2 separate regions of the Homo sapiens genome follow, and region 2 is linked to region 1. Evidence: chromatin contacts called from ENCODE Hi-C or POLR2A ChIA-PET data. All regions are on one chromosome and are shown on one strand. The core of a region is the stretch at or near the end of the contact, and the rest is flanking DNA. Distances in the headings are between cores, read along the strand shown.

Evidence for each region. A loop is a pair of places that touch in the nucleus more often than their neighbours do. ChIA-PET counts read pairs that join two places held with the same protein, here RNA polymerase II (POLR2A). Pooled maps may share reads with other maps.
Region 2: a loop to region 1 is called in a map of gastrocnemius medialis, with 3 times the contacts of the local background. The contact joins the promoter of CAV3 here to the enhancer-like site in region 1. A Hi-C loop is called at or near these places in 10 of 168 maps with a recorded cell type or tissue (PC-9, Right ventricle myocardium inferior, cardiac septum and 4 more) and 8 of 50 pooled maps. POLR2A ChIA-PET finds 5 or more read pairs at or near these places in 2 of 52 experiments (GM12878 and MCF 10A).

The regions. Positions count from the first base shown.
Region 1 is chr3:8,656,744-8,660,744 of GRCh38, forward strand. It overlaps a transcript of SSUH2 not described here. Among named protein-coding and RNA genes, the nearest start is that of SSUH2, 14 kb to the left of the region's middle. RefSeq lists enhancers at 1,460-1,649, 1,800-1,849, 1,880-1,929. Within about 2 kb of position 1,733, at least 19 of the 41 ENCODE cell types and tissues checked have a DNase peak (open chromatin) inside an H3K27ac peak, as active enhancers do; they include PC-9, gastrocnemius medialis, heart left ventricle and 2 more, where a contact is called at or near this core.
Region 2 is chr3:8,732,425-8,736,125 of GRCh38, forward strand. It overlaps CAV3 (caveolin 3), which reads left to right and starts at 1,378. Exons shown (of 2, transcript NM_033337.3): 1 at 1,378-1,566. The coding sequence starts at 1,453.

The DNA of each region.
Region 1 (4,001 bases), core at 483-2,982:
TTGACCAAGCTCCTACAGGTGGGAAGTGGTGGAGCCGGGATTTGAATGTGGGTTTTTCTGGCTCCCACGATGAGTCTGCCTCCTCTTCCATGGGATTTACCACTCTGCTTCATTTTTTGGTTTGTTTGTTTGTTTGTTTGTTTGTTTGTTTGAGACAGAGTCTCACTTACTCTGTCACCCAGGCTGGAGTGCAGTAGCACAGTCTCAGCTCACTTCAACCTCCACCTCCCAGGTTCAAGTGATTCTCTTGCCTCAGCCTCCTGAGTAGCTGGGACTACAGGCATGCACCATCACACCCGGCCAATTTTTGTATTTTTAGTAGAGAGAGGGTTTTGCCATGTTGGCCAAGCTGGTCTGGAACTCTTGACCTCAAGTCATCCTACTGCCTTGGCCTCCCAAAGTGCTGGGATTACAGGCCTGGACCACTGTGCCTGGCCCACCACCCTGTTTTATAATTACCTCCTTTCTTAGCTCTCTTTCCTGATTGACTCTAGACTTCAGGATAGCATCTCAGGCATCTTCACATAACTGACACTGCACTTGATGAGTATTTGTTGAATAGGTGAGTGGATGAATAATCAATCCAAAGGGTGGTACAAGTCATGGAAGGTTAGGAGGCAGAGGAGTAATACAAAGTGGCATGAAGAAGCCCAAGACTCAGCCCCTACCCTCAAGCAGCTTTCAACCCAGGTGGGACGGCATGACATGGACACGTGGAAGTTCTCTAGCACTGACAGGCCACCCTCCATGAGGTGTTCCATGCTCATAGACAGTGGGTACGACAGGAGGTCAGATGAGCCCACTCTTTTCTGGGAAGGGGGAGATCAGGAAAGGCTGCCTGGAGGAGGCGAGGCTGACACTGGGCACTGAAGGATGAAAAGAGTCAAGTACATGGAGAAGAGGAGGGAACAAAGGCTGACTACCGAAATTATGCTCTTTCTACCACATCCTACCAAGAGGTGAGTATAGAAGGAAGGGAAGGAGGGAGGGAGAAAGGAAGAAAAGCCTTCACTATGGTAACACATGGAGGATTCAGTTCTGTAGACTCCGACACCCTGGCCTCCCTCTTGCTCAGCAGAGAACCAGGCATGGCGCCACCCTCGCTCTCCAGTATGTGTGCATATCTGCTGGTATCAGCAGGCAGTGGGGCTGTCCCAGTCTCTTCCCAGCCTCCACGCCTGCATAGCCCTGCATGGGCAGGACCGTAGGCACCCTTCTCCCCACGACAACTCCAAGGCTGGCCCTCCCTGTTCTTCCCATGTGTGGGGAGACAGTGAGGGAGGTGAGAAGAGCATCCACTCTGCAGTGAATGGGCCTGGGGTCAAACTGCATCCTAGCTGGGTAACCCTGGGCAGGTCACTTAACCTCTCTGACCCTCAGCTTCTACATCAGAAAACTGGGGATGACCCTCATGGAGATATTTATTACAGGCTAAGAGATGACGACATGTGTAAGCAGTTAGCGGAGTGCCTGTGGCTAGCAGAATCTCAGTAAGTGGAAGGCATTGCTATGAGTAGAATTGCTGTTATTCATATCGAATTAGGTGGTAAAATTAAACCTTTATTGCTCCTTGCGTGACCACTTCAGAAACTCTCTCAGAGTTTCTGGCTAGAGGAGAAAGAGGGGGTACTCTGGGCCTTTCTGGAACACCTGGTATCCTTGCCAGGGCAGCTGGTCCCCAAGGGGCAGGACTGTTTGCTTTCCACTTGCTTGCCGCAGACCAGCCTCCATTGGCGACTGGCTTGGGCCGCCAGGCTGGGTGGGGCAGGTGCGTAAACTCTGTGATGCATTCTTGGGCTCCCCAAGGTAAAAATAGTTTTGCTTTGTTCGGCCGGGTGGTTTACACACTCGTTGGCCTGGCAACCTGCCCACTGGAAAGGCAAAGGCCAGACTATTTCTGGCTGCAAAAACAAGCCCCCGCCAGGCCCCAGCGTCAAGCCTCCAGATAGCAGTATTAATATTCTGCTATCTCATTCTTTCAGGCCACAAAAAAACAGAGAAGAAAAAAAGCCTTGTGCCTGCATGACTTCTCCTTCTATTACCCACAATCACAGCTGCCACAGCTACTGCAGACAATGCCCAGGACTCTCAAATGTCACATTCCCCCAAACAAAACAAAACAAAACATAATAAAGGCTATAGTAGTCATATTATTAACAATAACATCAACAAAGTACTTACCATACACAAAGCACTATGATAGGCATGTTGCTTCCATGTTATCCTTCCTTCACAGCAGCCCTAAGAGGTACTATTACAAGGCCCATTTTCTAGAAAAGGAAACTATGGTTCAGAGAGGTAAAGTCACCTGCCCAGAGTCACACAGTGAAAAATCAGCAAGGGTGAAATTCTAGCCCAGGTCTGCCTGACTCCGAAATCCATGCTGTTTCTTGGCGCCACTTCTCCTTACACCTTACTAAAGAAAACATGGATGTTTCATTGTCTTTCTTTGTGGTTGCTTTTTTTTTAAAAGTAACAAACCCCACTGGGGCATTTTCAGTGGTTTTCTGGTGTCATTTCTCCCACCTTAATTGCCTCCTCTCTTCTTTTCTCGACAAAATCTCCAAGCTTTACTTGTCTCCTGTCTTCCCTTTGGCCCATCAGATTCCCAGGCCTTTGTTCCCTCCGCCTCTCCATCCACATAACTTTTCCCATCCTTCAATGCCCCACTCCAGCCTCACCTCCTCCAGGCAGCCTTCCCTGATCTCCCCCTGCCCAGAGCAGAGTGAGCTCCCTTCTTTCTGACCTCTGGTCATGCACACTGTCTGTGAACATGGGACACCTCAGCAGAGGGGGCCTTTCAGAGTTAGAGAATTCCCAAGTCCATATCATGTCTTTCCAGCTGGGTTGGAAGAATCTGCTGGAGGCCGGGGGCTGCCCGTGCTTCTGTGTGTCTGCTCACATCAGTCCCCTGACCCAAACCCTCAATGGGCATGGGATCCAGTATTCATCCATCTACCATGCATCATCCGTCTGTCCATCCATCCATATATGTATTCATTCATTCAATGGGTATTTATTGTGTGCAGTGTAAGAGATATGGAGATTCATCAGATACCTGCAGTCAGAAGAGAGAGAGATAGAGAAGGAGGCAATTAGAACACAGTCAATAAATGCTATGGAAAGTGGCATGGGTTCATGGGAATCTTTCCAGGGAAGCAGACATCTGAGTTGGATCTTAAAGGGAGAATGGAGTTCATTAGGTGAAACTAGGAAACCATTCTTCAGACAGGCTCCTAACACATGTCCTCTAGGGTTTGACCTAACGTTCTTCCCATCTCATCCCCATCAGCCACTGTACCACTCGGGTCCCAACAGGGAAGCTAGTCTGCTCCAGTCAGATCCCAGGAGGCGTGTTAGTTTCCACAGGGACTACACAATTCCTAACAGGCAGGGTTGGGGACCACACAGGAGAGTGTGGTTACCTGGCTAGTTGTAATGCAGCCATTACCACTTGAAAAGGTGAGAGGAAGGAATTTATAGAAATCCATAAAGAGAGCGCTGGTTAGAGACCCCCTTGAGGGCACAGTGACTTTCCATCAAAGGAAAAGAGCAGCCCAAGGCAACCTTGCAGGCCAGGAGCCAAGATCAACACCCTGACCTCACTCGCCTCTCATCCACTTGAGGCAGAAACTTAAAATAAATATGCATTCATTCACTCCAAGAAAAGTAACAGGCAAGTCAAGGGTTAAGAAGAAAAGAACAAGTTTTCCTCTGTCTAGCAATCTCACTTCAAGAACAGTTATAAGATAACACTGTTTGAGAAGCCAAGGCCAAAAGAATGGGCTCCAGACAACCCCCTGCCAGAGCAAGATTGAAGGGAAAAAAAGAGAGAAAGACAAATTCCTTTATTGTTACTGCTCCTTTCCCTGGCTTCTTAAGTACAGCTGTGTTTTACAAATGTCTATATTTAGCCTGTTCTTGTTTTTCTTTCACAAGGCCAACAGCTATGCAGGGCCACAAGTTACGTTATGCTATAGATTATATGACCTATCATATGA
Region 2 (3,701 bases), core at 128-2,627, 75 kb after region 1:
CATTTGGGATGCTGCACACCCAGGCCTGAGCTGAGCTGTATCTCCTGCCTCAACCCCAGACACCCTGTGCTCCAGCCACTCCACACTTTTCAACATTCCTGTCTATACCACTCCTCAATATCCACAATCCTGTAACTTGAAGTGTTCTAGGTGCTGAGCTCCTGCTTGTCATTCGATACCTATCTGCAAAGCCACCTCCCACAGGAAGTCTTCCCCGGTGTCCTCAGAGTAAGTTACTGACTCCTATGGACTTCTAAGACCAGCTCTTTGTAAAATATCTCTGATCTGTGGCACTTACCGCACAGTATTATAATCACTTATTGTTTTAATTAGTCTCCCCACCTTGACTGGGAGCACTTCAAGGCGGACAGAGCCTTGTTGGTCTGTTTATCCCCAGCTATTAGCAAATCCTGAATGAAGGAGTGAATAGACAGGTAAATGGAAGCACAGACCCTGACCCCTGAGGATTCAGAGTTGCCATCCTTCATGCTGCTGGAGCCCAGGGGAAGGCTGAGTTAGAAGAGGGCACAGAAAAACCGAGCAGGTATCTAAGAGAGGTGCACCCCACTGATGCATGTGGAGTGTCTGGGACCCAAGAAAATCCTGGAAGCTGTCACTAGGGCAGGGTGAAGGGTAGCACGAACATGGACTTCATGTTCCCCCCACCGGGCATATCCCAGTGCAGGCTCCAGACGGCAGACGAGGGGCAGCCCCACAGCAGCTTCCTCTCCCTGTTTCATCCCCAGCCTGGCCCCACACCACAGTCCATCAACTCCTGCTCCAGGTGGAAACCTCAGAAACCCACAAAGCTCGGACCTGCTCCAGGTCACCAAGCAGCAGGGCCAGGCACTGGCAATCCAACGAGAAGCCCCACTACATCGCATTCCAGCTCCTGAAGCCATTCCCTGGGTAGGAGAGCCCTGATTGTTATTATCATCTCTCCATTTTACAGATGGGGACAGAGTGGCCTAGAGAGGTGAAGTGTGCCAAAGGTCACACAGCCAGCCAGAGGCAGAGGAGGGACTAACCCCACTTCCCTCCACGGGCAGTGCACCCCAAAGGAGCCAAAATGCTGACAGCAGTGGGGCAAATTCCAGGGGCCCCGGAGCGACCGCCGAGTTGGCCACAGCCACACGATGCATAGGAAACGCTAGGCCCTCTGCACCCTCTCCTGAGGCCCAGTGCCCTGAGGCAGCCCCCTTTAAGGAGCGATCGGCCTTCCAGAAGAGCTCCAGTCTTAATTTTAGCTTGGAGGCCTGCCACAGGAGGCTTTAGAGAGAGGCAGGCTGAAGTTATGTGGGACAGCTGTCAGCCGGCATGCTGGGTGGGGCCTATTTAGCTGGCAGGGACATAAGTCTGGGGACACTGAATTGGTCTCTCTGCCCCAAGTATTTTCAGCCCCAGCCGGCCACACAGCTCGGATCTCCTCCTGTGGATCCCCCCAGCTCTGCGATGATGGCAGAAGAGCACACAGATCTCGAGGCCCAGATCGTCAAGGATATCCACTGCAAGGAGATTGACCTGGTGAACCGAGACCCCAAGAACATTAACGAGGACATAGTCAAGGTAGGCTCTGCAGGCCTGCCTCGGCGGGCGGAGAGTGTCAGGTTTGCGAGACGTGGGCGCTTGGCAGGGGAGGGTATCTGCTGCAGACACAGTTTCCCTGAAAAGAGACTTGTTGCTCTGTTGTCTCTGTATCACCCCCCCAACCCCACCCCACCCCCAAAAAAAGGCTTCTAAATCACCGAAGGATCTTTAGCAAAATCAAGAGCAAAAAATTAGCCTCATCTCCATGACCTAAGTGCTAATCAGGGCAGGAGGAGCGAGTCACAAAGAAAATCCCTCCTTACTACTGTGACGCTCCTGCCACTCACTCCTGGCTCTCACCCTGGGAGGAACAGGAACGGGCGGCCAAGTTGGGCTCCTTTCTGTGCCAAGGGGCATTTCTGCGGTCTCTCCAGTGGGTGCAGGGTTAATCCCCAGAGGGCAGCTTCCAGCAGGGCCGGCAGCCCCTCGAGGTACACTCACTCCCCCAGAGCACTGCCCAATATCTGTCCCCAAGGCCGAGGGCCATGCCCAGCCCTCCCCTAGCTACCCCCTCACCCCAGGTCTAGTGGCCAGGACAGGGCAGACGGCACCCGGGACCCTCGAAGAGAAAGCTCGGGGTTGTCTAGCCCTCAGGGAGTCTCTCAGCGTCTGAAGTTGGGCCTCTTCCCTCGCCTCCTGGTGACACTAGCGGCCCTGCTGCCTCCAGGCCCACACCTTCAATCCAACTTCCAGCCAGTACCCAGAGGGATCTTTCTTTTTTCTTTTTGAGACAGTCTCTCTCTGTCCCCAAGGCTGGAGTGCAGTCGCACACTCACGCCTCACTGCAGCCTCAACCTCCCAGGCTCAAGTGATTCTCCCTCCTCCACCTCCTGATTAGCTGGGACCACAGGCGAGTGCCACCATGCCCAGCTAATTTTTGTATTTTTAGTAGAGACTGGGTTTCATTATGTTGACCAAGCTGGTATCAAACTCTTGGGCTCAAGTGATCCTCCTGCCTCCCAAAGTGCTGGGATTACAGGTGCAAGACTCCACAACTGGCTCAGAGGTACCTTTCTAAAGCAGAATTCCTCCAAGAAGGGTCCCCAGCCACCAGCATCTGAGTCACTGGAGGGGCTGTTAAGAGGCCAGTGTCTGAGGCCTCTCAGATCCTACTGAAAGCATTGGAATCTCAGGCCAGTGCTGTCCAATAGGGATACTGTTACCACAAGGAATTTAAAATTTTCTAGCAGCCACATTTTAAAATGCGAAAGCAAACAGGTGAAATTAATGTTCCTGATATTTCTTACTTAACCCTATATATCTAAAATAGTATTATTTCAACATGTAAGCAATATAAAACAATTATCAATGAGCTATTGTACAGTCTTCAAGTTTGAAATCCAGTGTGCTTCCTATACCCACAGTATATTTCAGTTCAGACCCCACATTTTCATCCGAAATGCTTGTTCTGCATTTAGATTTCATAAAATGTACATGTGAAAATCGATTCGCATGCCTGTACTGTTTCAAACATTCTGCAAAAATTTTTCAATAATGAAATCGGGGTTTACATTTTAATTAAAGTTAAACAAAATCTAGAATTCTTCAGTTTCACTAGCCACATTTCAAGCGCTCAAAGCTCCTGGCCACTGGATCAGACAGGCCTGTATTGCGGTCTTTCAGTGGGGCACCTCCCATGCTGGAGAAGCCTAGCCTCTCCACGTGGCTGTCCAAACCCAACACAATCTGGCCCCAACCTGCTTCTTCTGCCTGGTTGGCTCCCACCTGCCAGCCCACCCACCAGAGTACATTCCTGTGCCATTGCCAGAAGTGCCTGTCCTCTCTTCTCCAGGTGGTGAATGCCTCACTCAGCCTTCAAGGCCCAACTCAAATGCAACCTCCTCCAGAAAGCCTTCCCTGACTCCTCCAGGCAATTAGTTGCTCCCACTTCTGTCCCCCTGCTTCACTCAGGGCATTCCTCCACCACAGCTCTTCTTATACTGGATATTATATTTCTATACATCGTTAGTGATGGAGATAGAGTATACAGTATAGCACAGTGTGAAAGCTGAAATGAGGAAAATTAGGAAACAAATTTCACAAACTGTAAAGCACTATATACATGTAAATAAAATTGTACCTGTAAAATATTATTAGTTATGGTTTCCATCAGT